Linked DNA regions of Mus musculus: all the other regions are linked to region 3. Evidence: chromatin loops called from intact Hi-C (ENCODE). Cell type or tissue: left cerebral cortex. All regions are shown on one strand. Links, peaks and the distances in the headings refer to the core of each region. The heading gives the core; the rest is flanking DNA. Region 1 overlaps Susd4 (sushi domain containing 4). Region 2 overlaps Susd4 (sushi domain containing 4). Region 3 overlaps Tlr5 (toll-like receptor 5). Region 4 holds the start of Gm46248 (a long non-coding RNA gene). Region 5 has its middle 47 kb from the start of Tlr5.

The links. A loop is a pair of places that touch in the nucleus more often than their neighbours do. Peaks named below come from ENCODE experiments on the same cell type or tissue, not always from the same donor. Only the 100,000 strongest peaks of a DNase experiment are listed, where the experiment ranks them.
Region 1: it touches region 3 in a loop (5-fold over the local background); 14 of 42 quality-filtered maps call a loop at or near these places.
Region 2: a loop joins it to region 3, with 4 times the contacts of the local background. A loop is called at or near these places in 6 of 42 quality-filtered maps.
Region 4: it touches region 3 in a loop (4-fold over the local background); 18 of 42 quality-filtered maps call a loop at or near these places.
Region 5: it touches region 3 in a loop (2.4-fold over the local background); 7 of 42 quality-filtered maps call a loop at or near these places.

Annotation. Positions count from the first base shown.
Region 1 is chr1:182,866,193-182,872,581 of GRCm38, forward strand. The region is part of intron 5 of Susd4 (sushi domain containing 4); the gene reads left to right. Among named protein-coding and RNA genes, the nearest start is that of Tlr5, 85 kb to the right of the region's middle. In left cerebral cortex, for the core only: a CTCF peak has its summit at 2,403 (motif pointing right); DNase peaks (open chromatin) are centred at 1,886, 2,384 and 2,898.
Region 2 is chr1:182,789,941-182,796,329 of GRCm38, forward strand. The region is part of intron 2 of Susd4 (sushi domain containing 4); the gene reads left to right. Among named protein-coding and RNA genes, the nearest start is that of Susd4, 29 kb to the left of the region's middle. In left cerebral cortex, for the core only: a CTCF peak has its summit at 2,702 (motif pointing left); DNase peaks (open chromatin) are centred at 3,037 and 4,440; H3K27ac peaks cover 3,219 bases.
Region 3 is chr1:182,957,342-182,963,730 of GRCm38, forward strand. All of the region lies in intron 1 of Tlr5 (toll-like receptor 5), which reads left to right. Among named protein-coding and RNA genes, the nearest start is that of Tlr5, 5.7 kb to the left of the region's middle. In left cerebral cortex, for the core only: a CTCF peak has its summit at 2,972 (motif pointing left); a DNase peak (open chromatin) is centred at 2,917; H3K4me3 peaks cover 886 bases; H3K27ac peaks cover 499 bases.
Region 4 is chr1:182,556,560-182,562,948 of GRCm38, forward strand. It overlaps Gm46248 (a long non-coding RNA gene), which reads left to right and starts at 4,367. Exons shown (of 4, transcript XR_001779884.1): 1 at 4,367-4,906; 2 at 5,228-5,461. In left cerebral cortex, for the core only: a CTCF peak has its summit at 3,937 (motif pointing right); DNase peaks (open chromatin) are centred at 1,906, 3,986, 4,375 and 5,514.
Region 5 is chr1:182,904,298-182,910,686 of GRCm38, forward strand. No RefSeq gene overlaps it. Among named protein-coding and RNA genes, the nearest start is that of Tlr5, 47 kb to the right of the region's middle. In left cerebral cortex, for the core only: no CTCF peak of the experiment used is centred there; DNase peaks (open chromatin) are centred at 3,399, 4,252, 4,799, 5,040 and 1 more place; H3K27ac peaks cover 1,672 bases.

The DNA of each region.
Region 1 (6,389 bases), core at 871-4,870, 91 kb before region 3:
GTGTGGTGAGCTTTTCCATTTGATGTTCCCCAAGAAGGAGCCTGTCTTTCTAGAGCACTGGTTCTCAACCTTCCTAAAGCTGTGGCCCTTTAATACAGTTCCTCATGTTTGATTCCCAACCATAAAAGTATCCCCATTGCTGCTTTATAACTGTGATTTTGCTACTGTTATGAATCATAGCATAAACATCTGTGGTTTCGGAGGGTCTCTGGGCATTGAGACCCACAGATGGAGAACCTCAACAGTAGAAGCTTTGTCTTATGATGATTTCAACAGTAGCTGCCCCCGTGTGGCCAAGGCTGTCTCGGCCTCATGCCTGTGAGTGAGGTAAAGCTGACCGCTCCTCAGAACCGCAATGCCCAGAGTGAGCCCCTGTGCCTGTCCAAGGCCCAGCTCACAGCGTAGGATGGAGATGTAATCGGTGACGGATCCAGTCACAGAGCAGGCTGCAGTGTGATTGCCTCAGAACCCACTAGTGCCCAGGAGACTTTTAGATCGGCATTCTTTCATAAGAAAAGGAAGAAAAATAGAAAACTGAAGAACTCTATTTGGCCAAATGTGAAATAACTTGAAAGGTTCCAATTTGAGATCAAACCTCAAAGCCAGCTTGGATGTGGAGGACTTTTTTTTTTTTTTTTTTGGTGGTGGTCTTTGTTCCCAAGTCAAAACACATTCAGGTATAAGAGGCAGCTGGCCTGGCAGGTGCTAGGCATGATGTCTCCCTCCTGGGATTCCTGCCTTCACCAGGAAGCACCTGAGGACTTCAAAGCGCAGGCAGCAGGGATCTGAAGTCTTCTGGCTAGAGGCGGCCTTTGTCTGCAACAGAGAACTCCTAGGAGACAGGCTGCCTCACCTCACAAACCCAGCGCCCACTCTCACGCTGGGAGGGGGGTAGGAGGTGAAGGGATTGGGAGGGGGGGGGAGAAGAGGATAGGCGGGCAACTGAGAGCACTGCAGTCCAGCCCCATCCCGAGAGAGTGGCTGTCAATCATGGCCCATGATGAACCCCACTGCTGCCAGGTCACCCCCTCAAGCCACAGGTAGGGTCCTCTGGCTCACAGGTGTGAGCTGCTTGCCGCCTTTCACCAACCAAGCGAGAGAGACTTGGAATCTCTCCCTTTTCTACCTGGTAGTCCAGATAACAAAGGTTGGGTTAGACCTGCAGCTTAATTCTCTAGAAAGTATTCTGCCTAGAACTCTGAAAGCAGAGGAAAGGCAAGACGAACACCACCCACCCATGGATCTGACCGTTATTTTTTTCCTGCGGTGTGAGGTATTGAACCTAGGGCCTTGGACATGCCTGGCAAGTGCTCTGGTATTGAGGTCTATCCATGGCACCTGGTTTTTTAAAGACTCTCCAGGCTGACCTGAAATTTACTGTCCCCTTGCTTCAGCCTCTAGAGTATTGAGATGACAGGCTTGGGCCACCATAGCCAGCCTCCTGATGGTCATTTTGAATTACGGATTACAGAAGACGAAGCTGGAGACATGACCAGTACATCTCCCATTCATTCTACCATGCCAGGCTCAAACACCTCCTCTGCGCGGATGAGCGGGAGCGTCGGAGCTGGCTTGGCTGTGCCCACTGAGGTCTCCACACACAGCTCCAGGCTCTGGCCCTACCAAGTTGCTTGGCATGGAGGAGGGCTCATGCTCCTTCCCCCACCCCTCCCCTCTGTACCAGCATTCTTGAGCATGAAGAAACAATATTCCTGTCACTGTCCTTAGAGCAGTCCCTTGCTGGAAGAGAGGTCCCCCCCCCACTTCTTCCCAGCCCTGACCCCAGATGTATTCTCATTCCCCAAACTGCCTTAGCTCTCTTGTCATGTTGAAGTTCCTCCTCCAAGCCCACACAGTAGGGCCTTGGATCACTTCCTGGTCTTAGTCATAAGCAGGTGTGACGTCAGCTGCAGAGAGCTCTCTGTCCTCCCCAAGCCTTGGATTAGATCTCAGCTAAAACCACTGGAGGCTACTCTGTCTGGACTCCAAGGAGAACAGAAAGGCATAAGAAACATGATGCTCCTGGAACCCAGGGCTTCTGACACCATACCCGTGACCCTCTCCGATCCAGAGGCCCCTTCCTGACAGCTACCGGAGACCACTCTGCCCAAGGAGACTGCCTCTGAGAGGTGTTGGTGGGGGTCAAGATTCCAGTTGGGGTGGCCAACCAGCTCAGTCACACAGTCAGCCCTGGTCCACTAGGAGCGACCGTCCATCCTGTCTGCTTGTGGAGGGCTATCTGAGAGACAGACATGCCCTTTGTCAACTTTCTTCAACCTTGAGTCAGTTCCAAGTAAGGTGTTCTTCTACAGAAAGGAAAGAGGCTGGGTGACTGGTGCCCCTTGGCCTTGGGTGCCACATGCAAGGAACACAGATTCAGAGACAGCCCTGCCCCAAGATGGCGCTCTTTCCCTGAACTTCCCATTGTCTCCCTTGGAGGGACTGCCTAGGCCGTGGTGTGACTTGCTCCTTCCCCGCCACTGTTCGTATAGCCTGGAATTTTAGTGTGCAAAAGACTTTTCTGCATGTGTGTGGTGGGGTGGAGAGGATGGGGCATATGATTGTCCCCAAGATGCACTGAGTGTCCCTCCGTACCATGGCGGGCACTGTGGGAGTTACTTCTCTCCCCCCCACCCCATCTGCTTCTCAGGTAAAGCCCCAGTACCACCCAGGGCTGTACTGAACGCATGAGGCACTGCTTATTAGAATTCAAGTCTTGTTCACCTCAGCTGTAGTGATAATAGCAGTGACCAAGCGGTCACCCGCCCCTCCCCCTCAGCTCCTCACCCTCTGAGTAGACCAGCTGGCGGGGTGGGGAGGCACAGTCTCCATTAGCCTCTCCTGGCCCTTTGGGCTCCCTGCAGACTCACCCGCTATCCCGGCCGCAGCTGGATACGATATAAAATTGAATCAGCAGAAAGCGAAGAAAAGAGCAGTCTCTGCCTTTTCCTCTCTCTTCTTTCTCCAGCGTAGCAGTGAGGCCTCTCTTTGCAGGATGTGCAAGGAGGCCTCCTGGCTTATGCTTGCCCCAAGTTCTCCCCTCCCCCACCACTGCGCGGGAGAGAGGGGTCGGGTAAAACATGATGAGGTGGCTTGGGATTACTGTCCTCCAGGCTCTTGCAAAAGCGGTTCCCCCATAGCTTTGTCCCAAGCTGGTCCTGTTCCAGCCAGCTCTGTTTGACATTTTTCACAGAGTGTGTTCCTACTGGGGGATGATTGGAAAGAAGAGTTGTGGTCAGGTTTCTTTATGTGCTGGCTTGCTTGTTGGTTTGTTTTGTCGTTTGTGCAACCCTGGTTGGTCTAGAAGTTGTTATGTAGCTGAAGCCAGCCCCAAACTTGCGGCAATCCTCCTGCCTCTGCCTCCAAAGCTGAGATTGCAGCTATGTGCCACCACACTTAGCCATAAAAATCTGGAAAATGTGCCCTTAGTTCTGCCTTCCTGAGAGTAGAGGAGTTGCTAGGATTGTAAAACTCCCTGCATCCTCTAGGGAATGGCTAATTTATAACCTCAGACAGGAACCTGGCTTACACCAGGCAAGGTCGTAGAGGTTTGGGGAGCTTATCATCAAAAATGAAGGGATTTTCACTTGCTTTGAAGACAAGTGTGTGTTTCCTAGGCCTGGGAGAGAGGAGATCTTGGGCTTGCTCCACCAGAGGGATTGGCTCTTGAAGTCCTGTCTGAAATACTCAGAGGTCAATTGTGAGTGCAGACGCAGTGCTCTGGTCTGGACACAATGCTAGTGGTTCTGTCCCCCTTTGGGTACTTTGTGCCCTCACAGTGAAATGCCTGTCACGGGCACTGTCTGCCTGACAGCCACCTTGCCAGTGACCCCGAGGAGGTATTGTCTTAGCAAGCAATCCTGTTACTGTATTGCTCGTAAGCAACCGTAAATTCTCCTAATGCTGTTTTCATGCGCTGCTGTACACGACAGCAGAGTGATTACAGAGAAGAGTGGCTTGCACGCCACACCAGCTCTCGGCACCACTGCCGTGCCTAACGTTTCCTTTCAACAGTGAGTTACTGCCAGTGATGACTTCCACCTCGCCAGCTACACAGGCTTGTGCTTCAAAGAAACTTGGTCCTAACATTGAGAACAATCTGTCCCTTCCTCCACCAGGACTCCACTTCCTCCCTCTCTTTCTCCTCCTCTTCCTCCACTGCCACCTCTACCCCTCCTCCTCTTCCTCTCCCTCCTTCACCTTCTCCTTCCTTTATTCTGCCTAAATTGAATTAAGAAACACTGATTTGTCTCTTTAAAACATACACACATTTTTAGAGCTGAAGAGAGGGCTCAATGGTTGCCTGTTCTCCAAAAGGTCTGTATTTCATTCCTAGCAGCTAAGAACTCTAGCTCTTTGTAACTCCAGTTCTGGGGCATCTTCTGGCCTCCCTGGGTACTGCATGCATGTGGTGCATAAACGTGCATGCACACATGCACCTCCCCCCAAAAATAGCCAGATTCCCCCCCCCCATTTTTCAGGAAGACCTAAGACTTCACTGGTGTTCATTTCTAGCCCATCTCATTAGTATCCCACCTCACAGATAGGCTCAGCTCTCCTTCCTCCTCCTCCTCCCACAGACTCACCATTCAGTGAATTTACCCCTTGGCAGGGCCTGCCTTGCCTCCTTTCTTTCTTTTACTCTTACTGGAAATGAGCCCACCAATGTCTATCTCTCCTGGACTTTGACAATGAAATGGTTCTTCTTTTTAAACTTCATTTAGGGTGCTACATCCACTCCAGTAGTGACAAGCATGACAGGCCCCATAAACCTGGGCACTGTCCCGAGGTGAAAAGTTCATGGAAACTTAGTCTCCTGGAACCATGGCATCCTGTATAAAGAATGCTCCAATGTCCTTGCTTTACTTGGTAAATGGATCTGTGTGCTTTCCCTTAATATTGCTTTATTATAAGTGCCTTTATTTGACATATAGCTAAATTAGATTCTAGGCAGTCCTTGAGCCAACCCTGGGCATGGACAGCTAAGTCACTGCCCTACGCAGGAATTTACCATTATCTAGGAAGAAGGAAGTTTGTGATCTAAGGAGGAACCAGAGTAGATACTTAGAACTATAGATAGCTGAGTTACACTCATACACAGGTATTTAGGCCTAGGGGGAAGGTGGACTATATAATAGACTAGAATAGGAACTATGGCAAGGGCATGAAGGAACCATTTCCTGCATCTGCCCCCAAACAGGTTCCCCAGGACAAGGGGCCTGCCTGGTGAGAGTGGCTTCTAAGTTTAAGTTGACCTTAAGGTGGGGTTGTTTTTGATCCCAGTTGTTAACATTGAATTTTATCCCAGTTGGTTCCTGCCAGTCCTTCTGTGTTTACATTCCTCTGTTTTATGTAAGAATCCGGTAACCTCATTGTACCTTGACAGTGTATCACCTAACTTCCCTATTTTCTTCTGTATAAAAAGTTTGATGCTCGATTTGACAAATCACATTCAGATCCAGCACACTCTTTCATGTCTGTGTCTGTCTGTCAATCCCCGCCGACTCTATGCCCATCTGTCCGAACCCCTGATTCCCACGGATTGAGGGGGGCCGACTGGGCCCAGTCCATGGCATTAGGGGGGAAATTTCAACTGAGACCAAAGGAGCAGGACAGGTGATTCTTCTTCCACAGAGAGACCCCAAAGGAAAATCACTCCCCTACCAGGCCAGAGTCTGCCTCCCCACAGACCCAGTCCATCCACTCTCACCTGGCAGGCCGCTTGTCCTGGGGAACCTGTTTGGGGGCAGATGCAGGAAATGGTTCCTTTACTGGGTCCAGGGTCCTCACCAACTATGTCCCTGCTATGGCCTGCAGTCCTTCCCATTGCCCCACAGCTGAGCAAGAACAAAGGTTCTGGAAGGCGTAGCATCAGCTTCCTGGAAGAAGCAGAGAGAATCACCAACCGTGGCCAGTGCTTTGAGCTCCTCAGGAGAGGGGCGGCTTCATTATGCTTGGGATATAGCTGGCCCCTGCAAGTGGGAAATCCTCCATCTTTGCCCTTAAGCCCTAGGATCTCCTCCACCCCTGTGCCAGGCAGGATTTATTTCCCCTTTCCTCTCTGGGAAGTAGGATGGCCTGTATTTCATAGTAATAAAACCTCTTGCAATCAGGTACAACACAGAGAGTAGTAAATCCCCCACATGCATCACATTGGGGCCGTGCCAGCCTGGCAGAATGGTCTGGGATCATTTTCCTTGTTTTCTTTCTCTCTGCCAGCTCCCACCCCTCACCTACTGCCCCTTGTGAGGCACTAGGCATATGAGCAGTAGCCCATAGAACAGCACACAGGTCCCTGCACACCTTGCCTTGTGAAGCAGTGCCTTCGGCAGCATCCAGATCATACTTGAAAACTCCACCGCTCAGCGCCCCCAGCCGTGCGGGCTCTG
Region 2 (6,389 bases), core at 884-4,883, 170 kb before region 3:
AGCGGTCACACTTGGACGTGATGTTAGAGAGGAAATTTCACCCCACCCCATTCCATGACTGAGTGTGTACTTATTGTTGAATGTTTTAGAAAATATCTGGTGAAAACAAAATTAAGAAAATAAATCTGCTAAAATGTGATTTTTTTAAATATTTTTGTACACATTTTTTTTCTCCCTAAAGTTGTACAGTCGTATTATGTTGAAACCCGGTTTTGCCACTTAACAATATGTCATGGTTTTGTTATCATATTAGAATTTATCTATTATAACAAACAACACTTAAACTTGTGGAGAAAACGTCGATTTTACGATACTCTATTTAACCACTGTGCTGTACATGTCGTGGCTCGCAAAACCAGAGTTAGTTTATCCAGTAAGGGAGACAAGCGGCTTGCTAAACACAAAGATAAATGTGCACTTACAGACTTCAAGTGCCAAGGAGGAAAACTACCCGGTGCTGAATATGTCTATTAGAAAAGAGGGGGGTCTGCATTTGGAGAGCACTCAAGGGCTTCAGGTAGTGTTGATAGATTGAAGCTGGGGAAGATCAAGGAGGGGGGTGTTCCTCGTGGAGAGAGCAGCCTGTGCATGGATCCTATCCTAGGAGATAGCCTAGCCTGTTTGTGAACCTGAAGGCAGGCTGGTGTCGCTGGAGCACAGGGAGCCGGTATGTGTTTCTTGGCTCCTTTGCTTTGTCAAAATTTTTCTTAAAAAATAAATGGGTGTGTGTTCATGTGTGTGTATGTTTTCATGTGTTGTATGTTCATGTGTGTGTGTGTGTGTGTGTGTGTTCAGTATGTGTTCCTGTGTGGGTGTGTATGGCTTGTGTTCATGTGTGTGTGTGTGTTCATGTATGTGTTCATGTGTGGATGTGTCTGACTGTGTGTTCACTAGCCTGGCTGTGTGTGTGTTCATCCGTGTATATGTTCATGTGTGTATGTGTGTGTTCATGTGCATGTTCATGTGTGTGTTCATGTGTGTGTGTTCATGTTTGTGTGTTCATGTGTGTGTGTTTATGTGTGGGTGTATATGGCTGTGTGTTCACAAGCATGCGTGTGTATTTATATGTGTTCATGTGTATATGTATTTGTTCCTGTGTATGTGTTCATTGTTTGTATGTGTGTATTAATGTGTGTGTATGTGTGTGTATATGTGTGTGTTCCTGTGTGTGTATGTATTCATTGTTTGTATGTGTGTATGTGTGTGTTAATGTGTATGTATGTGTGTGTTCATGTGTGTTCCAGTGTGTGTATGTGTTCATTGTTTGTATGTTTGTATGTGTGTGTTAATGTGTATGTATGTGTGTGTTCATGTGTGTGTCCATGTGTGTGTGTGATTGCTCCTGTGTTCACAGTAGCCGGAAGAGGGCATCAGATCCCTTAGCACTAGCGTAACAGGCGTTCATGGGAAATCCAGCCCATTCTGGGCGTCCTGAGATCCGAACTCAGGTCCTCATAACTGATCAGCAAGCACGGCTGACAGCCGAGCCCCTTGTCAATTCTCCTGCTGATGCTTTCCCTCGTACCTCACAAGAGCTGACTTCAGACACCCAGCCCCGCGAGCCCTACACTACATCATGTTCTTGCGGTTCCCATCTGTCTGTAGCCATGTGAATTCAAGTTCTGCCGTCATTATCTCCATGTCGTCCCTGCCATTTGGTGGCATGCCTTGGCAGTTTGCTGCCAACTCAAGGTTAATTAAATATCCACCTGTAGTTTTTACTCTTAGTTATATCTAGATGTGTAGTCAATCCGGGAGTTCGTGTGTGTATGCTGGGAGAAAATGGAGAATTTTATTGTTATCTAAATGATTGGCTGGTTGTAGAAACAGTATTTATCGAATAGTCTATCCTTTCTCCACCGTTTTGAAATACGACCTTCCTAACACACTGACACTGTGTAGATATTTGGGTCGGCTTCTGAACCTTCTATTATACACCATCGATTTGATGTCTCCTCCATTTCGGGCATCTTCCTGTTTTACTCCCATACCCTTTAAAATCTGATAGAGCAAATCCCCGCTCATTACTCTTAATTTTTTTTCAACGTGTTTTCAGTCCCAGGAAATTATTCTTCTGGATAAATTTTAGAATCATTTAGTTAATTTTGCAGATTAATTTGGGGACAAATGACATCTATTCGATACTAGCATCCTCAGAAAAATGGCAAAGCTCTCCATTGTGTTAAACCTCCTCTCTGGTTATTGGGTAGAAAGGACATTTTTAAAGAAAGCAACAGCCTTGAAGACAACACCGTTTCATCCAGAAAATGCCTCGACCCAGAGAACATGGCCAGAGGGAGAACCAGCCTGGACGTTAGGTCGCTGAGGTCCCTCTGTGGTCTGGGTGTGGTCTCTCTGAGGCTTCGGTCCACTGGGCAGACCTTAGCTGTGACTCTGGAGAGCTGTGCAAGGTTAGGAGTTTGATGTACAAAGCTCATCTGTGCTGGGTACCCTCCTCTGGATTTGGCGTGGGCCACATTCACTCCCAACACGATCAGCAGCATCCTAGAATATTTTTCTATGCGACCTGAAGGCCCTGGAAAGAAATTTAACTTTGCTAAGAGAAGTGTACTGATGCCAGCGTCGAAGGGAAGGGGTGGGGGCGGGGCGGGGGCGGGTCAGATTGCTGAAAATGCTCTGAGGTCCTGCCCTTACCGAATTGAGAGCGCCACCTGCAGGCAACACTTCGCGTGTAGTCCTTCATTGCTGTGCCCCAAGCAAGGGGGCGAGACATTCTAGTTTTAAAGTCAGCCTGGACCTGTGAATGTTTCAGTGCCTTGTCTGTAGGTCAGGGCCTCCGGGCTTGTTTGCATCTTCTGTTCTGCATGGGGAGTTTGATAGGAGCTGACTGCCTGCTACCTCCCACCCAGCTGGGAGGCACATCTGGAAGAGGGACGAGAGGGGCGGTGGGATGCTTAGGGTTCTGCGGCAGCTGCCTTGCTTCTCCTGTAGCCTGGGCTGGCAAGATCAGCTCAGCTTTGCTATTTTTAAACTGTCCGCTATGCTCTGGTGGAGGCTGCCTGCACCTCATGCTGAATCATGATCCAGCCTGCTAATTGCAGCAGCGCCTGTGGCCTGCCAAGTACCCAGACAGGCATCTGGTTCTGCTTTTTGGGTTCCTGCAATAGGACAGACAGAATGACAGACACTCCTAGAGGCAGTGGTACCAGGCAGGCCCAGTGAGTACTTCTGTGGTACTCCTTACCTTTGGGTTTAATAACGAAATTTATAGACACAACACCAAACAGCACCAGAGTGTTATAACTCACGTGTTAAAATGAGGGGCTTTAGGACTCTGTGTATTAAATATACATACTTCAGTCATCAAAGTCGCTTTCATTCCTTCTCTTAGAGCAGGTAGCAGCCACAAGCAGACCATATTAACAAGAATATGGGTATCACACACAGGTTGTTGTATGAGGTCGACTGTCCTTTCTTAGAAACCAGTTTTGCCAGGGCCATTGTTATATTTCTAAAGCAATGGGGAATGAAGAATTGTTCCTCCAGGGGGCTGGCAACCTGGTGTTCTTTCTCACCGGGTGCCTCTTAGCGCGTTCCCTCCCTAATGTCCCTAGCTGTGAGGTCATGGGACTAAGAAGGGCCACATGTGTGCTCCTCCTCTGAGGACTGAACCCTTAAGCCTCATCTTCTTCCTGGAACCTCGTAGAGCCAGTGTGTGCATCAGGCTTGATGCTGTGACACGTGGACAGAAGCCACCTCTATACTCCTAGGCACCTAAAGGACTGAGTGTTGACAACCCTTGCTTACCTTTGACAATGGTGTGGCTCTCAAGAGACATATTCCCATCTCTTTTTAAAAGAAAAGGTGGCTGGGTTTTTAACCAAAGCTGCTCTGTAAGTGTTCGTTTGGGTCTGCCCTTTGAGGAGAGACCTCGCCTGCTCAGGCATTACCAGGTCCGGTCCCTTTGACCCATCAAAGTGTCAGAGAAACCAAAGCCTGGATTTCTATCTTCTGAGAGTCAGGACACAAGAGCTGGACAGCACTGAGGGAAGAAATGACAAAGAGCTGTGGCTCCCTGGTTCTCAGGCAAAGGGATGTATTGCCTCTTGAAATTATTAGGTCTGTTCTTAAGGTATAGATCAGCCCGAATTGCTTCTGCACAAGCCAGGTAATCTTCCAGGATTTGGCTGCATGTAGTCAACTACAGAGAAGGCAATTTGAGCAAGATGATGGTGGTACTGTCCTTTGTACAAACTCTTGTAGGGGAGAGTTAAAAAAGACGGCTTCAAGGACAGCTGTCAGAGGGGGGCTGGTGGACTGAAAGTCTCAGTTCTGTTAACTGAACAGATTGCCATTTTCCTCCCTCAGGACTGCTGGGGATGTCCTTAAGACGAGTGGGGACAGTTATAGCGGGCGGGCCTTGGGGCTGGCCCAATTTTGGAATGCAGTGGTACAGGCTTCTGCGTCTTGCAAGGGCTCTGATGCACCATCCACAGGGCGTGTTCAACCCATGGTGCCTGACTCCCCAGCAATCTTGAGAGGCTTTCTACAGACTCCTTGGCTGAGTCACCGTCGACTCTGAAGGCAGGCTGCGGAATGGAGGAGTTCCAGATTTGATAGCTGTGAGGTCCTAGCGAGTAGCTGGTGTGGTGGCCTGCTATCTCGAATATCACTTCAGCTCTGGAAGGGATCAAGCCATAGAAAGACCACAGAGATTTCAGGACATGACAGGCTGGAGGGAAGATGGTCGGTTGGGATGATGATATCCTCTGTCCCATTTGATCGATGCCCTATTTGTACCCAGCCCCTCTCCTCCCTGAACCCTCTTTTGATCCTGGCTTTCTACTCTTTCCCCTCCCCAGAGATTCCTGGAGAGACCGTTCTCATTTAGCGTCTTTCCTCATCTCCGACTTGACTGCTCAGCCCACAGCAATCTGGTACCACCCCCACCACGCCACTGAAATTATCCTGGTAAATGTCGCCTCTGAAGACGTGTGAACAGCAGATCTGTGTGTGGTGGGTCTTGTGAGCTCTTTTCTGTCTCAGGCTTAGCAGGAGTTGACTTCTAGCCCTCTCTCTGCCATGATGCTTGGATAAAACTCTCTTCTGCCCTTTCTTTCGCTAACCATCCCTACTCTTCCCTCAGAGGCCTACACTCTATTCTGTCTTAGTCCACCTCAGTGTCCTGTGTGACCTCATCTACGCTGTTTTCCACCACTCCTAGAGTTAACTGTTTTCTCCTTCAAATTTCTTCCTGGCTCTGACAAGAAATTGATGCTGCCTGTGATGGTTTGAATATACTTGGCCCAGAGAGCGGCACTATTAGGAGGTGTGGCCTTGTTGGAGTAGATGTGGCCTTGGAGGAAGTATGTCACAGTGCGGGTGGAGGAAGAAAGTTTCCTCCTAGACCCCCGAGGTGCCAGACTTTTCCTGACTGCAGTTGGATCAAAATATAGAACTCTCAGCTAAGTGTCTCTGGCTGGGCACTGCCATTGTTCCTGCCATGATGATAATGGACTGAACCTCTGATGCATAAGCCAGCCCCAATTAAATGTTACCATATAAGAGTCGCTTTGGTCACGGTGTCTTTTCATACCAATGAAACCTTAATTAAGACACTGCCTGTGGACACATTCACTATGTTGTCTGCCCCACCCCCACCCCCTGGTCCCCTACCAAATCTCAGCTTGTCTAGATGAAGTTTATACTCTTTCTTCCAATTGCTTCTCCCTGCATTTTCCCCATCTCGGAGATACGTGGTGGTCTACCTCAACCTTAGCAGCTCTCCACCAATCGCGGCTGTTCACCTCCTCTTCCTCTCTCCTCTCCACCAATCACGGCCGTTCACCTCCTCTTCCTCTCTCTGCATATCACCAAGTCCTCCCGTGTCCTCATCCAGGCTCTCCATCAGTTGCTCCTGGACCACTGGACACACCCCTTATTTTTTTTTAACCTGTCAGTAGCATCCCTCCAACCCATTCTCCTTCCTGCAAATGGAATTGTTGCTATTGTTCATATATGCCCCACCCCTCAACTTCCTGTGTTTGAAACTTAACCCCTGATGTAACAGAATTGAAAGCTGGGGCTTAATATGAGGTGAAGTCATGAGGTCCCTCCCCTTATCAATGGTGTTATCTCTGGACTGGGTCAGTTGTGGATAGAGGTAGGCTGCTCTTTCTTGCTCTCATGTCTTGTTTTCTTCTTCTTTTTCTTTTTCTTTCCTTTTTTCTTTTTCTTTTTCTTTTTCTTTTTCAAGACAAGGTTTCTCCGTATAGCTCTGACTGCCCTGGAACTCACTTTGTAGACCAGGCTGGCCTCAAACTCAGAAATCCGCCTGCCTCTGCCTCCCAAGTGCTGGGATTAAAGGCGTGTGCCACCACGCCCAGCGTTCTTTGTCTTTCTTTCTGCAAGTTCTTGTTGCCGTGCAA
Region 3 (6,389 bases), core at 1,129-5,128:
AGCAGGCACTCAGAGTCGCTTAGGACTGTCACTGTCCTAAGGCCTGAGAGTGGTGAATGGTGAGCCAGGATTCACACTCAGCGTGCCTGGCTAGAGATTCATATACTTAAAACCCCTTTGTTGTGACACTCCAGACAAGTGAGCTGGCCCCTCGCTGTAGGCTCATGTTCACATCCCTGACACCGTCATCCAGTGTCACCAGACCAGTTCTCTAGCTGGACTCATTTCAATGTGGTTTAGACACTCTCATAGTCAATGAGTAACTCAGAGGCCAATAAATACATGTGAGAGATACTGCAGGAGGCCCAGGCGCCTGAGCTGTGTCCCCTCTCATGTCCCCTTCATACCCACCCTGATTTAGAGAAAGGAACACCCAGAAGGGTTTGATGGTATCTCCGCACACGTGTAATAGAGGTGGCACCTAAAGCCACCACTGGTCCTGAGCTGCTGCCAGCACAGCTTTCTCAGAGGTATGACCCATCTCCATAGTGACAAAGCCACCTTTCCTTTCCTTTCTTGACCTGTAAAGCAAAAGAGAGTGTGAATCTCTCACATGGACATGCTCAGATGTGCAAGATTGCCACAACTCTCCTTTATTCTCCAGAAATCAGCTTACTGTGTGCTTGAGCTCTGGATCTTACCGGGCTGGGATTCACAGCAAACACCCCAGGATCGTCACAATTTCCAGATTTTATGCACTGCCAAGTCCTCGGGGACAAGGATAATCGGTATGTCCTGCTCAGTCATCTGATCACTCCGGTTACCCCTACGGGAGAGCCCTTAGGCTCGGTCTCCCTGACAGCCCCTTTCTGTTCTAGTGGCTTTAGCACTCTGCTACTTCATGGTACAAAACTAAAGTTCCTAGGTCCAAACCAAAGCCTCTCTTCTTCGGCCCTCTCTCTGTATCTACTGCCAAGCTGTCTTCTCCCTGAATTTCTCAACAAAGAGTCCGTGTCCTCACCTTAGAGGCCCTTCTTCGGAGCTGCAAGCTACTTCTGGGTATGGTTCTGTCACATGCCAGAGGGCAGTGGCTGGAGAAACTGTGTGAGAGGTGGTGTGGTGAGGCAAGGTGGAGATAGGAGGAAGGGAACAGCGAGTATTCTGGCCTCCTGTTACCAACCTACACGCTCTGAGAGTAAGTGTTGCTTAAAGCCAGGATCCATCCGTGTGACCCCAGTTCCATCACCAAGGACATTATTTTCCGCTGTTTTTAAGATCCCCTGCAACCAGCTTTCACGTGGAGATGGATATTCTGCTTGGAGAGGATCAGCTGTGGTCGGGGTGCTATCAGGTTCCCTTGGGTAACTTTAGAGTTTGCAGGCATGGGGACACACTTTCAGTTCAAGGTTGCCACTTGTACAGACGGAGCGACAGTTTGAACACACACCTTAACACCACTGTCAGCCCTGGATGGCTGTGTCCTGAATTGCAGAAACTGAGGACAAGAAAACCAAAACTTGTCCAGAATGCCCAGTTAGCAGCAGCAGGGGGATTCAAACACAGCACTGCTGGCTGTGACCTCACATACCATGGAGGTAATTGTCACCAGCAGACAAGAGCCTAGTCACTCGTACTGACTCTCTGAACCCAGTTTAGAATGGGACACACACACACCTCCATTGCCCTGCCCAGCAAACTCCACATGCATAAACCTCCCAGGGGGTGGGAGGGGTGGGGACTACGGGCTTCTGATTGGGTCCCTTCACCCAGCCCTTGCCTGTCTTCCAATGAAATCAGGGTTAGGGTCTTTCCTCCTCTGCACCTGGATTCTTGGGCCTGTCTTCTCCCAACTTTGGGGCTCAGCGTGGACCAGGAGTGTCTGTGCCAACCACAGAGCTAACTTGGTGTTATGGGCCTAAGAAGCTATCTCTATTTCAAATAGAGACTACAGATCCTCGCAGGGCTTAGTAGGGTTTCTGTTCCCTGTTCACACAGACCCCAATCCCAGTGGCTTCCAATTTACATCACTCTACAAAGGACTTCTGCTGCTCTTAGCAAATCGATTGCCTGTGTCATTACTTGCTTCAAGGCTTCCTTGGACTTCCCAGTTCGCTCTGCTCCAGCTCCCCGCCTCCCCCTCCCCCACACCCCCCTATCCCCGACCTGGCTGCTGCCCAGCTCTCCTGGCAGTTTACTTTGTCCGCCGCCGATACTCAAGGTTTAGCTGAGCTGCATTCCGGGAGGCTGTCAGAGCCTGCGGTGTTAATTTTCTAATTGAGAGCACCGTAGCCTAAACCTGGCGACAGACAGATCGGAGTGTTCGACTGCTCTGTGAGCTCCCTGTCCCCGAGGGATTTAAGTGCGCCTCGCCAGCCGCTAGTTTTGCATAATCATCCAGTTGAGATTATTTTATTTTGATCAGCTGTTGTAAAAAGTGCTCTAATGAGTCTATAATAAGCAGTCAGGAGGAGACCATTCGGAGCCTAAACCATTGGGATGCTGATACTGTTTTTACAGAGTATCGTTTTGTTTGTTGTTTGGGGGTGCCAGGGACCATTGCCTACAGGGCTCATTGTTATGTTATTTCTCATGGATGGTAAAGGAAATACCCTCCCATTCGAGAACCTGTTCCTTCTCTCTGCTTTCCCCTTCAGTGGCTTCTAAGGGTGTGCCTTGCTGGTGAGGCGTTGGTACATGAATGTTGGCTGTCTACTTAAGTAAGCAAAGCAAAGCTGGAGGATTACACACAGGTTTGGGTCCCAGTGCGGCTGGAGTACGGAAGTGGAAACGATTATCCATGCTATTTTATAGATGATTAAACTGAAACTCAAAGAACTCCAGCGCTTACCCAAGCTCACGCACCTGTTAAATGTGGAACTAGGATCGAATTGAGCCACTAGTTTGGTCGTCATCTAAATTTGGAAACGCACCCCATTAGGCAGGCAATCGGTGCTTCCCAGCGGAGCCCAGTCTAGCTTTCCTGCGAATGGCGGAGGACTCCTCCTCTGGTCTCTGCCCAGCGTGCGCCCCCTGCTGGTGACCAGGAGGACACCAGCAGGACCTGAGAAACTCGATCCCAAGCTCTCTGGCTTCCTTAGCTCAGATTAAACCATGGGGGCTCTTCCAGCTCTCCCTCGCGAGAAATCTCCAGCGAGAGGTGAGAGGATTTGGAGTGAATGCATTAGTATGGCCATAAGGCATTCACGGGAGAACGAGTTTGTGCCTCACAACCATGAGTATAAAAGCAGGAGTTGTGCCCATTAGAACGTGGTCAGCGGGTCAGCCCCATCACCTGGGTGCATGCTAGAAATGCAGTGGGGGAAAGCACTCACTGCCCGAGTGTGAGGACCTGAGTTCAAAACCCAGAACCTGTAACGCACAATCAGCAATCTCATTGAGATGGAAGAGACACGAGACTCCTCTGAAACGTGGGCGCCAGCTATCTCGGGGTCCAGAGTGGCAAACAGTGAAGACTCTCTGTCTCAAATAAGGTAGAAGAGGAATGGAATGATACCTGAAGTGACCCTCCGGCTTCCACGTGAAGCACGCACACATAGACAATTATTCTTAGTTGTTAAAAGCTCGTGCTGTCGGGTTTCCCCAAATGAGATGGATCAGCACCCCCAGTTCCAGGGAGTCCCCTGTGCACAGCATCCTTTGAGGCTCTGCATATGTCCGCCAGAATTTTAAGATCTGGTTGTATTTAAAGATCACAATGGCAACCTGACAGCTGTGCTTGCAGGTGGATTCAAGTTCCTGCTCTACAATTTACCAAGTATGAGATCTTACTCAAAGGCCCGACCTCACTAGGGACCTGTTTAATCATCTTCAAGATGATCTGATGCTAACCAAGTCAGTTCTTCAACCTTGAAGCCACTCCCTTGCATATTTGTGGCCCGTACTTTACACCCAGGCTCCTAACCCTGCCTTCATCATTCACTTAGCCCTGCGGCTTAGGAATGCCAAACCCTGTGGGGGTCTTCCCTTACTCCTTCCGTTCCCCACCCCACTCAACCCCACCCTGAGAAACTCACAAGGCCCTGAGTCAGCAAATTCTTGGTTCCTTGGAGTACAGAGACAGGGTAATTGTCTTGTCTAGGACCGGAATCTCAGAAACTCAATGTTCACAGGCAGGTGATGAAAAAGACTTCCAGGTCCCAGGGGGAGCATCCTCACCAGCAGAGTGATTTTATTTTCCTCTCTGGTACTGCAAAACAGAAAGGTTGCTCATCTGACTGAATGACTTAGACACCACCTTCTGCAGCGGAGGCTGGACCAGACGTTTCTCAGTCTCTTCAGCCCTCAAGTCTTACAGGTCTTGGTTTAGAAAAGCGTTTCAAACGTTTCAAACGTTTTGCTTCCAGGGAACATTCCATTTGGGGGTGGGGGGGTGGATGGGGAACACACACCTCTAATCCCAGCACCTAAGAGACAGAAAGACTTGGAGTTCAAAGCCAGCCTGGGCTGTACAGTGACACTCTGTCTCAGAAAGCCAAACATCAAGATGAATAGGATAGAGTATACTGACAGCTCCAGGATGAAATGCCACAGGGAAACTCGTTGCTTTTGTGTGCTAACTTTTCAGTTTTAATTTTTTAAAGCGCCAAAACACAGGAAGTCAAACAGGGAAGTAAAAATCATACGTCGTGGAAAACGACCAAGAGGAAAAGTGACACACACCCAGCAAGACGAACCTGTGTGCGATGGTTTCTGTTTATTCAGAAAGCAAGTGCTGATTCATTTTTTTAAAAAATGCCACCATGGCTGTGACGAGATTCCAGTGGTCACAGAAGTCCTTGGACAATGGTGGTCCACTGGTCCTAAAATGAACACTTCTTAGGTGCCTCTGGTGTTAGTATGGGAAGGCGGGTGCTCCTAGTGCAGCTCTGGCTTCAAACACTAAGGAGAAGGAATATTGCGGGGGCCTTAGAGTTGTGCTTGGAACGGTGAGGCATCAAGTATGAATAAAACCCGCTCCTTGCTGCAAGACTTCAGTCTAACAGGGAAGGCATGATATAATGAAAGGCTGCCATGAAGATGGAGCGAGCAGGTAAGGAAGAGGGGGGAGGGGTGAACGTGGCTGGAGGGAGGTGAGGACTGTTGGGGACAGCCTTTGAGGGAGGGTGGGATGGGGTAAGCCAAGGAAGCATATGTATGTGATATGTATATATGATATATATACATATATGAATGTATATATGATATATGTACATATATGAATGTACATATATCATATATACATACATACATATATGTGAATGTGTGTATACATATATACACATATATACACAAATATGTATATGTGTATATATGCACATAAACACACACACACATATATATATATGCTCAGAGCTTGGATAACCAGGCTAGGCAGAGAAACGAAGGATAAGGATGAGGGAAGGCCAGATTCTAAACATGGTAGTAAAGTCAGAAGGCAGGGCAGAGACAGTAGATAGTGTGGCGATTATTAAATTGGGATGGTTGCCTGCATTGAGTTTTTCCTCTATAAAATGACAGTTCAATCTGAAAGGTCCCCTCTAGGTAACTGTTCTAGAATGGGTTGTAATCTAAGATGGGGACCCTAGAGCCACCCTGCAGAGTTCTGGTTTGTTGGCCCGAGGACTCACTGAGGACTTTTCTAGTCAGAGCTGTCTCCCGGGAAGCTCCCTCCAGTCACCCAGTGAAGGATGCGTGCGTTGGGGTCACACACTGTCAGAGCAACAAGATAACTGAGCTAACTAATAAGGGGGGAGGTTGGAAGCAACCCGCCAAGTGACTATGGATTAAAGGGGCACACAGAAGAGGAAAATGCCCATCCCATAATACAAAGAAGCAGAGAGAGAAATAAGAGGGCCTGAGTCTCACTATCCACTTCAAGGGCACAACTACAGTACCTTAGCCTACTTCATTCCACCCCTCCCGGAAGCACCTGAAGCTGGTGACTAAGACTCAACACACGGGCCTTTGGGAATATTTAAAATCTGAAACACAGCTCGGTGGGAGATAGGCAGGGTGATCACTTTAGCCATCCTGATCAGAGGCAGAGAACTGAAGCAGGCAGCACTGGGACTACACAGTTAAATTGCCAAAGCAAAGATCTCAGCTGCGTTGATGCCGGGATCTTAGGGAATCTGTGATGACCTCATCCACTCCGTAAGACATGGAGGAGAGACCAAGGGGAAATTAAGGCTGCTCTGAACAAGCTGAGAAAAGTCTTTCCAAGGGACCCAGAGAAGCTCATAGATCCCCCAGGCGGTGGGCAGCCATCCCTGCAGGGCCAGGAAGAGAGAGGCAGGCCTGAGAGCAGGATGTGGATGAATTCATCCAGCCAGCAAATATTTACCACAAGTCAGAGAGAACAAAGCACAGCTGGCATCGGGAATTGAAATTCTAATTTGCAGAAAGGGGTACAGGTGAGCTCTGAAATACAAACCAGGGAGCCCCATGGC
Region 4 (6,389 bases), core at 1,563-5,562, 400 kb before region 3:
TCTCAGAAACTGTGGGGTAATAAATGTTTGCTGTTCTAGACCATTAAGCTCGGGATAATTGGTTAGTAGTAATAGATAAATCATACACATGTGGATTGGCCTCATATTAAATTAATGCTCTCCGACTCAAATGCTCCCAGATGCTGCCTTCTATAATTATGCATCTTGCTCTTTCTCTTAGGCTCAGCCTCCCCGCTCCGCCCCCCCCCCCTTTTCGTGCTTTCCTAATGGCCTGAATACCTATTTTCCAAGAGAAAATCAAACCAATTGGAGCTCCCAGGCTCTGTGCTCCCACCTCCCTCCCCACTGGATCTGCTGTGTCATACCTGAGGCCTGCTGCACTCCTGAAAGAGGCCAGCCTCTCCCTTACGCTCTAGGTATATTCTCGACTGGCTTCTTCTAGGGTCTCCCTTCTGGAATCCACCCCTCACCTCCCCTAGACATTTTAGGAGGAAAGGTCGCTAACCTGTATATCCAATTTGCTACTTGCAGGTCAAATGCCAGGAGGATTCAGAGTCAACCATTGGATGAGTAATATCAGGGGCCCAAGGGGTCCTGGCCATGATTTTACCCTGAAAAAATCTGCCTGGAGGGACAGTGAGCAAGAGACAGTGAATACACACCCTGATTTCATTAAACTTTATTGTGAATAGAAAAGCAGAGGCCAGATGTGGTGGTTCACATCGGGAACTCTAGCACTTGGATGGCCGAGGCTAGAGGATTATCTACATTTCAAAGTTGATAATTCAGCCTTAGCCACACAGTCTGGATTAGCCCAGTCTGGACAACAAAGTAAAGACTGTTTTATAAAGCTAAATAGAGAGGTGGTGGTGGTGGTGGTGATGGTGGTGATGATGATGGTGGTGATGGTGGTGGTGGTGGAGGAGGAGGAGGTGGTGGTGGTGATGGTGGTGATGGTAGTGATGGTGGTGGTGATGATGAGGGTGGTGATGGTGGTGGAGGTGGAGGAGGAAGAGGAGGAGGAGGAGGTGGTGGTGGTGGTGGTGTGGTGGTGGTGGTGGTGGTGTGGTGGTGGTGGTGGTGGTGGAATGATTCAGGTATGTCTGTGACCACTTGGCATCAGGGACTAAAAGCAAGGAAGTGTGTCAGTGAGGTGCCCAGCAAGAACAACCTCCAAGTCCATGTCTTCTGCCTGAGACTGCATGGGGAGTCTGTGGAGGGCTTGGGATAGTGAAGAACCCCAGCTTCTGTCTCTATGACCTTTTCTAAAACTATAAGAGCTCCCAGTGTGTGCCACTGCTTTCCTAGTGAGCAGTTTCTTTTCAGAGGAAATGCCTGCATCTTCCCCCTTTCCCTAGACCGTGACCTCTGAGCTGCCCCAGTGTGTGGGATGTGAGGTCAGGCTAGTGGGGTCAGGATGATCATCATGCAGAGAGACATTGGAAGCACTCCCTGCTTGTCTCTGCTTACAGTCTACTCTGCTTCTGACCCCAGATCTGGGCTTCTCCCTCACACTGACCAGTTTCTGCAGGCCCTCTGAGGTCAAAGTTCAGACCTACAAGACTGCCCACTTATTAGAGCTCAATGCTAATGTTGCGTATCCACTGTGCCCACTCCTGTTCAACTTGATCAAATCTAAGACATATATATATTTTTTTTTTGAGAGAGAAGGTCTTGTCTTGCTATATAGCACAGGCTAGATTCAAACTCTAGGTCCTCTGCTTTAGTCTCCCAAGCAGTGAGTTATATTACATTAAGTGTGCTGCTGTCCCCTGTACCACTTAGTCACAAGGAAGGGTTCCTAAGACATCCATTTCTCTGATTTGAATAGCTCATCTTATTTGAATCAGAGTAGGTGTACTTACTGAAATACCAGTTTAGTATCGAAAAATACAACTCCTATGTGGCCATCTGGAAGGGATGCTGGGAGCGGGTGGAGGCTGACTGTGTGGGGAGGGGTGGAGCTTCCAAGCCCTCTGTAGATGTACCACCTCCTCTAGCATGCCACATGGCCCGAAGCCTGGAGGTTTTCCAACCACATCATAATATAACCAGGATGGAGAGTAACAATCTAGAACTTTCCTTCCTGGAGAATAGGCCTCTAAAGCACGCTCCTGGCTCCTAGTAGCCTTCTTGATTTTTATTTGTTTGTTTATTTTTTCCTTTCCTTTTCTTTTCTTTTCTTTTCTTTTCTTTTCTTTTCTTTTCTTTTCTTTTCTTTTCTTTTCTTTTCTTTTCTTTTCTTTTCTTTCCTTCCTTCCTTCCTTCCTTCCTTCCTTTCTTTCTTTCTTTCTTTCTTTCTTTCTTTCTTTCTTTCTTTCTTTTTTGTAACCACTCCTGATCCAGAAGCCCACCCAGAGACACTTTATTAAAAGCAAAGATGTTTTCCACCCAGGAAATTCCAAGGGATTTAGGAGCTCTGTGTTAGAAACTTGCATCAAAGACTTGTTATTAGCATAAAAGATGCTTCTGCTGCTCTTAATTGCTAGGGAAATCCCTGGGGTTTTAGGAACTCTGTGCCAAAAGAGAAGTGGGAGGAGGAGAGAGAGGAGAGAGAAGTCTACACACACACACACACACACACACACACACACACCACACACACCCCACACACACCACACACACTGGGTGGGGTGGAAAAGGACCATCACACACACACACACACACACACACACACACACACACACACACACTGGGTCGGGTGGAAAAGGACCATGGCCACATCTCCTCTTTGTCTTTATTCATCTGCTATCACCCATAGCCTTACAGAGAAGGCAGCTCAGGAACTAGTTTCTCCCTTGTCCAACCCTGCTGCTGCTATCCTATTTAGGTCTCGACTAGTTCCTCTTGCCTGGTTCCAGAAGTTGCCTTCTAACTATGAGAAAATGTCCTTGCCAGGTAAGAGCTATCCTGGTCCCTCCATATCTCTTCACCTTGCCCCTCCTCCACTGCACTGCAGTGCATTGCAGATCCACTCAGTGCCCAGTTCATAGTCTTCCTCACTGCATGCTGTGTGCAGGGTCTTCCTCAGTGGCATTGCTATCCTGCTTCCCACATCTCACGTGCTGGCTTCTCACCACCTTTCCCCCAAATCCTGGCCCTTAAGCCCTTTCACAACTGGAACCCCCTTCCCTGAATCCCTCTTGGTATTCATGGACCTCGTAGTCCATCACTCTGCTTTGATCTCCACCCTTCTCGCCATGGTTTGACAGGGGCAGGCTGTATTCATTTGTCCTTTTGCTCCTCTGCTCATCTGTGGCCCCTGCCCTCCTGGTGCCACCATGGATGGTCTTGCGCGCGCTCGACTTGACCAGCAAGAACGACGCTGCAACAGGATCCTTCTGCACACGTTTATTGGGAGAGCTTGATTGCAGAGGCGAAAAGACTTTTTGCCCAGAGCTGGTGCTGCTTTTATAGGCCTAGGAGAGGCGTGTCTCATACCCTGATTGGTTATGCACTAAGCCTCATTTGCATGTTCCTCATCTGATTGGCTACTCTCTCTCAGTACCTCACTGAGCCTCATTATCATACCTCATTTGCATGTCTCACATCCGATTGGTTATACTCTCAGTACCTTACAGAACCTCATTATCATGCCTGGGCCAGGCAGTGTTTTTGCAAAAAACTTTACTGCATATGTACACATTGGTTGTTTGTCCAATCTTATGCATGGTGGCCAGCAGTAGTCAGTGCCACTCAGCAACGGCACATGTGGCTTCCCACAGGATGGCGCATTCCATCTCGTCCTGTTATTCAGATGCCTTGGAAACTGTAGGTATTAGTGGCGAGAAGATAGCAAGATTTCAGATCAGAAGACTTGACCTTGAATATGCTACCGGAGTGACCTTGGAGGAGTCTGACCGTGGCCTTGCTGTCACCCTGACCATTCAATGTAAAAGCCCTGTGTGGATCCAGCTTATTCCACTGAGGGGGTTTAACCACCCTCTCTTCAGTCAAGCTGGTTCAGCTGGACCTGCATTGGCCACTGGAGGGCAATCTTAGCCAGCTTCCCAACTGGCTTGATTTGGTCCCTTCTTGCCAGAGATGAGGGCCTGAGGTATGACCCCAAGGTTCCACGAGTGATGTCACAGACTTGCTGAGGAATATACCCCAATACTGTCACTTGGTCAGCTTTCTCTTTTCTTTCGTGTAGCTAGAGAAGGTTCTGCACACAGCCCAGTACTCTGTAGCATAACAAGCCAGTTGATGTCCTGGGGAAGCCAGCCTTGTACTCATTACTGCAAGTCTTCCCTTACATCATATTTCCCTCCCTCCCTCCCTCCCTCCCTCCCTCCCTTCCTTCCTCCCTCCCTCCTCCTCCTTTGTCCTTCTGTCCTCCCCACAGCTCCACCCTCATTATTATGCCATCTAGTCTGGTGTCAGATTCACTCTGTAACTCAGGCTGCTGAGTGCTGACATTCCAGGCATGAGTCACAATACTCAGCTCCGTTTAGATTCTGTGTTGAGATATAATAGTGCACACAACATGAGGATCATTGTTTTTAGCCATACATTTAAAGGGTGAGTTTTAGTTGTACAGCCATCACCCCTAGCTAAGACCATCACTACAAAAAGAAGTTGTGTACCTAGAAGCAGTCAGTCCTAACCTCCCATCTTCCCAGCTCCTGGCAGTCACTTCCCATCTCTACAGCTTCGCCAGTTTTGAAAGTCTCATGTAACTAACTGGACATGATGGTTAATCTTGATGTCAACTTGACTGGATTGAGGAGTTCCTAAGAGAAGAATAAAGCATTCTGGGTGTGTGAAGGCATTTTCAGAGACTGCTAAGTGTGGTGGTGTTGGGGGAACTTCCCTTGAATATAGATGGCACCACATTTAGAAGGCTTGGAGGCCAGAAAATGGGATGGACCTTCTAGAAGTCAGCCAATCGTGTTCTGGGGCTGCCGTGATGTGAGCTGCTCCGCTCTGTCACACCCTCCCTGCGGTAAGGATGCAAACTGTGGATGGAACTTGATTGTTAGATGTCTCATTACAGTGACTTGGAGAGTGCCATGCCTTTGTTGATTAGCTTCATTTAATTTGCGTAAAGTTTCAGCATCCACTCTTGGGGGATGGAATTTGGGGCCTTGCTCATGTCAGGGGAATGGTGTACTGCGAGCTACCCCCATCTCTTGCTGAGTCCTCTGGGCTAGCCTTGAGCTCACCATCTTCCTGCCTTTGCCTCCCAAGTACTGAGTTCCCAGGTGTATGACATCACACCTAAGTGCTGCATTCATTTTTATGACTAAGTGCTATTCCCTTCTAGGTTCCCCGGGATGTGCTACATTTGGTCTGCTCACCCATGGATTGGTGTGTGCTTGTTTCTCCCCTGTGTCACGAGGGACTCTTCATGCACATGGTGTGAATGGACCTCTACTTGTTATTCTCTAACGGTGGAGTGCTGCTGGGAGCTGCCATGAAACTCCACGGTCTGGCATTTTGCAGAACTGCCAGACTGTTTCCCAAAACATCTGTACCGCTTTCCACTTCTGCCAGCCGCGTAAGAGCACCCCGAGATGCTCTAGGCACCGAGTCCGACTCTCGCTTCCCTTAGCATTCCAAACGTGGGAGGCTCAGGAGGCAAATCCACCAACTTTCACCCACCCATTTCCAGCATGATAGCTATGCAAGACAACAAGCTTTACAAATTTTAATTGCCTGAGAGGCATACTTGGGCCCTTGGGTGTAACCAAGGTGATCTATCTTTCTTGCTGAGGGGACACTACTGCCTGGCTCCCTGTAGCCAAGGAGGGTTTGCCTGTGGGTGAGGCTCAGGGGCCGGCTATTTGCCAAGAGGTGCTTTTATTAAGTAGGAGCTGCCAGGCAGGTGTCTGCACAGACTCCTTGCCTCTGTAATGGATCCCGAGGCTTCCTGGCAGGGAGCTGTCTCTGGCTCTTGCAGCTGTCTCAGGTTTAAAGTTGGGAAGACATCTGTCCAGATGGACAGAGACTGTGGGTACAGGTTGCTTCCTCTTTGGTGCCTGGCTGGATAACAGGTAGACATGTCGGCTCGAGAGGGGCTGCTGTGCCGGGCCTCCCTGAACCATTTACCTTTTTTTTTTTTTTTTTTTTTTTTCGTGACTGGGCAAATGAGGGCTCTATTTGCAGCGGCTCAGACCTGCCTGCCTGATGAGGAAGGGCTTCTTGGTATAGCATCTGGATCGGGAATGAGGCAATTTAGGAAGGGGTGGGGGGGGTGGTGGGAAGGAAGGATAGATGGCTAACCCCAGAGGAGCTCCCTCGTGGGGAAGTAGAATTACCAGCTGTGCAGCTTCTGTGCTTGGAAGAGGAAGGGCTTGCTCTTTTTTTTTTTTTTTTTTTTTTTGTCAGTCTGAGAGGGGGGCGGTGCTTCAGGGAAGCATAGGGAAGAAACACAGAGGAAAAACAAACGCTCCCATGAGTTCTTTATTAACTAACCAGTGACCCTG
Region 5 (6,389 bases), core at 1,603-5,602, 53 kb before region 3:
CTCTCTTGCTCTTGAACCTGCTGAAACCTGGTCCCCTAAGAGAAATGGGACAGAACTCTGCCTTTCTTGGATGCTTAGACATTGATAGGTTACCACAGTCAAAGTCTAAAAACTCCTCCAGTGCCACACCGTATTCAGCACAGCACATCTGTACTGCAGCCTGCTGTGCATTCTCCCTGGGGACATGGATGTGGAGCAAAGAGAAGGTGCATTGGGTTGCTACAGCTGCCAATGGGATGCTGTCATATAGACAGTACCAAGAACACTGCTGCACATCCTTCAGAGCCCAGAACAGTGACTGTGACATGCCACTGTGACACGCCAACCAAAATGCAAGTAGCCCACATGCCAGTACTGCCGAGGATAAACATCTCTGGTTAAGGATAGGAATTCCCACATGGCTATGAAATGCATTCCATATCCTATAGCAGAAATGACTTCAGGGGGACCTGGCTCTGTAGCCCATACCCCAAGTCAGGTATCTGGACTATTTTGTGTTTGGAGCCCTGTCTTAGTTAGGGTTTTACTGCTGTGAATAGACACCATGACCAATGCAAGTCTTTAAAAAGACAAGATTTAATTGGAGCTGGCTTACAGGTTCAGAGGGTCAGTCCATTATCATCAAAGAACATGGTAGCATCCAGGCAGGCATGGTGAAGGCAGAGCTGAGAGTTCTACATCTTCATCTGAAGGCTGCTAGTGGAAAACTGGCTTCCAGGCAGCTAGGATGAGGGTCTTAAAGCCCACACCCCCAGTGACACGCCTATTGTAACAAGGCCACACCTTCTAATAGTGCTACTCCCTAGGCCGAGCACATACAGACCATAACAAACACTTTGACAGTCAGGTGAGGTTGACAGAGTCTTTCTCAGAACAGCATTCTTAAATGCATATGATAAAACAAAGCCAAACGAGCTCTGGTGAAGCCCTATTGTGACAACGCTTTCAAAAATTAATACATAGCATGATATTGCTTGCTGTGAGTAATATTAAACGACAGGGTCTGCTGTGAGTCTAACCACAGTAACTTCGAGGCAGTGACAAGCCATAGAAGTAATGGTCTATCTACAGGCACCTCCCTGTGATGTAAAAGCATTCATAGTTCACTCAGGTGACCGAGTCACAGTCACAGCTGCATGGTGATGGAAATGCCAAATTCAGCTAGAAGTTAGTGGCGGCATGCAAGTAGTTCTCATCTGAGTCCATGCTACCATGAGTTCTGGGTGACTGAAAGCTTAACTCTGCATCCTAGATTCCTAGGCACCCATCCATATCCCAGTGGCTCTGTTTCCCCTCCCTTCCCCTCTTGCCTTCTCCCCTCCCCTCTCCTCCCCTCCTCTCCCCTCCCCTCCCCTCCCCTCCCTTCCCTTCCCCTCCCCTCCTTTCCCCTCTCTTGTGGTGTGAGGTCAGGATTGCAAGGAGACTGTACAGGATCATATGAGCTATTCTTGCTCCAGACTGTTCTCTGACAATCAGCTATGGCCAAATGAAAACTCATAGGCTTCTTTTGGAATGGTGCCTGATGCATTGTGGGTCACATCAGCATGGTAGAACGTAGCTAATGTCATCATTCTTAAGGTCAGAGATGAAAACTATTTTTAGCAAGACACTAAGCAGTTGACATCACAATGACATGCAGTGGCTGGTCTGTGTCTGTCCCACCGGCCGGTTCTCTACTCAAGAGTCTTTTCTTAGATTAATACACATAGAATTGTCCACATAGAAATATTTTGAGGTTGTTTGCCTCCAAAGCTACAAGGTTTACACAAGTGTGCCTTGTGCTTCCTTGTAGGCAGGGCCAGTTCTCAGCCATCAACAGCTGTGTTTCCTACAGTCCCAAAACAACCCAAAGCTGTATTATTGCCCTGTGTCTGGAATGATTTGGTTTCCTGAGTGGGTTCAGAAACTTTTTCTGACCCTCTCAACTCCCCCTTCACCCTCTCAGGCTCTCCATGTGGATACAGCAACATTGTTACCTACAATCGAGCCCAAACCAAACCTGTGTCAAATATGTTCACAGATGGTTCTAACCCTTACTAAACAAAACATTGCTGAAAAGGACAAACCTCACCCAGAGCTGACTTCCTGGTAAAGAAGCCAGCCCCAAGGTCTCAGGGTCTGGACCTCTCTCCCACATCTCTCTCTCTCTCTCTCTCTCTCTCTCTCTCTCTCTCTCTCTCTGTGTGTGTGTGTGTGTGTGTGTGTGTGTGTATTAGTTTTTTTCTATTATTATAACAAAACACCCTTTGGGAAGGGTTTGGTATGGCTCATGGTTTAAGATGCTACACTGTTTGGGGTGAGAGAGAAGGCATAATAACAGGCTCACGAGGTAGCTGGCCACGTTGTGGCCACCGTCAGGCAGTAGAAAGCAGAAACATTGGCACTCAGCTAATTTTCTCCTTTGGTTCAGCATAGGGCCCTAACCCACTGTGTGGTACCACGCACATTCTGAGTGGGTCTGCCACATTCGGCTAAACAACCTCATAGATACAGGCAGGGATACATTTCCATGGTGATTTTCAATCCCATCAAGCTGACAATGAAGATTAACCACCAGGATGTTTAATCCTCAGCAGGATATGGGCCTGGAGGAGGTAATTACTTCATCAGGGTGAGGTCTTATGAATCCGTGAAGCCCAGAGAGTTCTTACACTCTCTGACCACCATGTGAGGACAAACAGGAAGTTGCATGTTTGTAACCTAGACAAGAACCGTCATCAGAAGCTGTGGTGTTGGTGACCTGACTTGAGGGTTCCAGGTAAAATAAATGCTTATTGCCTGTAAGGAGCCTGGGAAATGGCCACTGAGCAGCCACTGAACTGAAAGAGATAGCGCAAGACTCCCCTCTGTTGCAAACACCCCATGGATACTCTAAGAAATAGTGAGGAGAGAGGCCTCTGAGACCTCCCAGCTCACAGCTCACGGCCTCACACTCAGCAGAGGACCCTCTCTGTCCCTGTGCGTTGTTTGGTGCACGGGCAGAAGGCCACAGCAATCCCTGTTGGATCACAGTGCACTGTCACAGCTGAAGTTACCTGTCACTGCCCTGCAGGACCCCAAGACTGAGGTTGTGTCCCTTTCCTGGGGTTGAGCACACCCACCAAACCTCTAAATACAGGAGCTTGCCCAGCCCAGTCTGAGGCTACCATGACCTCAGGTCTCATGGCTGCACTTCCTTTATCCTAGAATGAGAGGTAGGCAGAGGCGAGCACCAGCTGATTTACACATATGCCTGAGCTGAAGTAGCTGCTTGGGTCTGGGCTATGAGCCACTCCAAGGGACACCGTGTCTGCCCAGGAGACTGAGCACCAAAATACAAGATGGTGCAGACACAGCATTACCAACACCAAGTGGGAAAGCTGGAAGAGGCACATTTTCAAGTTACTAATAAGCTCACTGTGCACACCAGAAAGATGGAGTTATCTTTTAATCCTCTCTGTAGTAAATGATGATGAGAAATTACCATCCTATGAAGACATCAAAAAGCGTGCAGCCAATGCTTGTAGGATGAAAGTATTACAGATGAGTGGCAACCAACGATCCATAATAATTTATAAACTGTGTTGTTGGTTTTGCTGGGGTCTTACGACTGTGTAGTTCGCTTTCCGAAATGTGTAATTGGTTATGATTCCACATGCTGAATAAATATTAACTTTGTACTTATTTTGCATGCTTTTCCTTAAAACAAATTCCTCAACCCACCCACCCCCACCTCCTTGCCCCACCCCCTCTCCTTGCCCGCTCACAAGGCTCTGAGATCACCCTGCCCAAGCCTCATGGAGAGGATGGTGGAAAGACAGATGCCTTCCGGTTCTGTTTCTTTCTAGGTCTCCACAGAAAACCTGAAGCATCTCCTATAGGCAAAGAGGGATGCAGAGGCTCTGTAGGCAGCCTGCACCCAAGAAAAGGGAGCAAGCTACTCCTGCCTGCAGGGCTGCCCATCAGAAAAGCCACTGGAAATAGAGCCAATTCAATGTGCCCTGGAAGTTATGCTGGGAGGAGGATAAGGGTGTGGGGGTGGGGGGGGGGGGAAGAGGGGGGAGAAAGAAAAACTGAAGGAGGTGGCCTTGTGAGATAGAGAGGGTGCTGTCAGAAGGGAGCCCTCCCCCTCCTACCTCCAGGCTCACCAGCAGATTGGTGACTGCACAGTGGACAGACGCACACACCCAGCTCGTCCTCCCCCTGCGCACGTGCTATCCTTCTGGTCACCCTTCCCCTCCCCAGTTCCCATCTGATCTCCCGAGAAGCTCTGGTCTGTATGACTCATGCTGAGGAGTTTGGTTCTCTGCCAGGTCCCTCCCTCCCTCGCTCCTTGCCTCAGCCACGCGTCAGAGCTGCTTCTCTGAATGCTGACAGCTGCTGGAAAGAGCAGCTGACCTTTCCAGGGGCTTCTGTGAGAAGGTCAGAAGGTCGCAGAGTCCAGCCTGCCTGGCTCTACTGATTTCCCTTCTCCCTGATGTCGCAGGCCAGTGAGATCAGCTGCTTCTGAAGGAGTTAGGGATAAGAATGGCCCAGAAAGTCTTGAAGATGGATGGCTCTCACGCAGGCTCGGCTCCCTGAGCCTAGGTTTCCCCATCTGTATGTTAAGGCATGAACAGAAGAAGGCTCCCAAAGTCCTTTCTGGCTCTGACCTTCTTCACTCTCCATTCATTCAATATCTACAGAAGACCCAGTCTAACCACCAGGGAATGACACCACCCAGGGAACTAAAGACGGTTTCTGAGCCTCTGGGGGTCTCCATGTTGCTGGATCAATGAGATCTGAAAGCTGAGGGAGACCATGCGGAAACAAGAGAGGCAAACTTACAGAAACTCTCACACGTGGGCACAGCAAGCCCACACCCCGTCCTGGCTTAACCAGGAAGTCAGGCATGAGGTGAAGACAGTAGAGTAGCCATGCTGGGTCCTTTCTGTGCCCTGAGGCCACAGCATTGCAGGCTGACATCAAGATCTAACTGGCCTCAGAGGCCTCTGGTTGAAGAATTAATAGAATCAGGCTGACTGGACAGGAGAGGGGCCAGACTAACAACTGGTAAGACTGGATGAGCTTCCACTAGCTCACACTGAGTGCTCAGGCTGCTTGGCCAGGCCATGCTAGCCTGCTCTGGCTGCTTCCCTTTAAGAGTAAAACCTCCTAGCAGGCTGCCCTATAGAAATAGCCTTACAAACTCCCTCAGATGGCCTCTCTCCTCAGAGTCTCTCACCTTCACCATTAAAGGGATGTGGCCCATCTCCTTCACACAGCAGGGACATTCTCCCCCTCTTCTCCATATTCCATACCTTACCCAAGCTCTGGGGTCTTCAAATGTCCCTGCCCCTGGGACTCCCTGGACATTACACATGTGTTTCTTCAGCCTGGGACCCTCTGGCCTCTTTTTTTCTTTTGCTAGGATATGTCTGTTCAGTCTTCAGTTTTTCGTTCAGGCATCACAGGTCGCCTTCTTGTATCTGCTTAAGATGATGCAGTCACTAGGGAAACCAGGGCTGTGGTTCCTCAAAAACAAACAGCACAGGATCTGCAATCTGGCTACCAGGCACAAGCCCAGAGGAACTGGACCTTGAAGAGACGTTTGCACAACTATATTCACAGCAGCACAACGCACGACAGCTCCAAAATGAAGCCAGCAGGTACCTGTCAAGGGAGGAATGACAAGGTTTACACAATGGAATATTATCTAGCTGTGGAAAGGAAGAATAGCCCGGTGCTTCCTACAGCATGGTTAAATATAATACAAAGTTAAACCAGAAAAGCATTGGGCTAAGTAAAATAAACCTGTAAGGAGAAAGGCAAATGTTAGTCCAGGTACCTGAATACCTGGAGTAATCACTACACAGAGACAGTCTTCCTGGGATGGGGATGAGGGAACTGGGGAGTTCGAGCTTAATGTGGTGGGTTTGATTCTGTAAGATGAAGGAGGGGGCTGAAGATGGATGGTGGTGGGGTTATTTGATGCCATTGGACTATGAGATTAAAGATGGCTGGGATGGTAAGTTGAACTACATAAATGCTACCACAATTTAAAAGTACTTCTAAAAATGTAACAGTCTATGCTAGTCACTCCTACTGTAAACGGCCCCTGGTGTTGTTGTCCTGAGTCTCTGCCTATGGGTGTTAGCATCAGGGAAATGAGAACCTTCTAGTATGGGTCTGAAATGTCCCCAGAGGCCCACATATTAAAGGCTTTGTCACTGGGTCATGGTACTATCAGAAGGTGTCAGAACCTTTGGAGAAGAAGGAGCCTAGTGAGAGGAAGTTAGGTCATTTGGAATGTGCCCTCTAGGTAGATAATGGAAAATTCTGAATTCTTTCTCCCTCTCCTTCCTGATGGGGACAGTCCTCCTCTGTCACACGCTCCCAGCGTGATGCATCAGCACAGGTCCAAAAAGCGG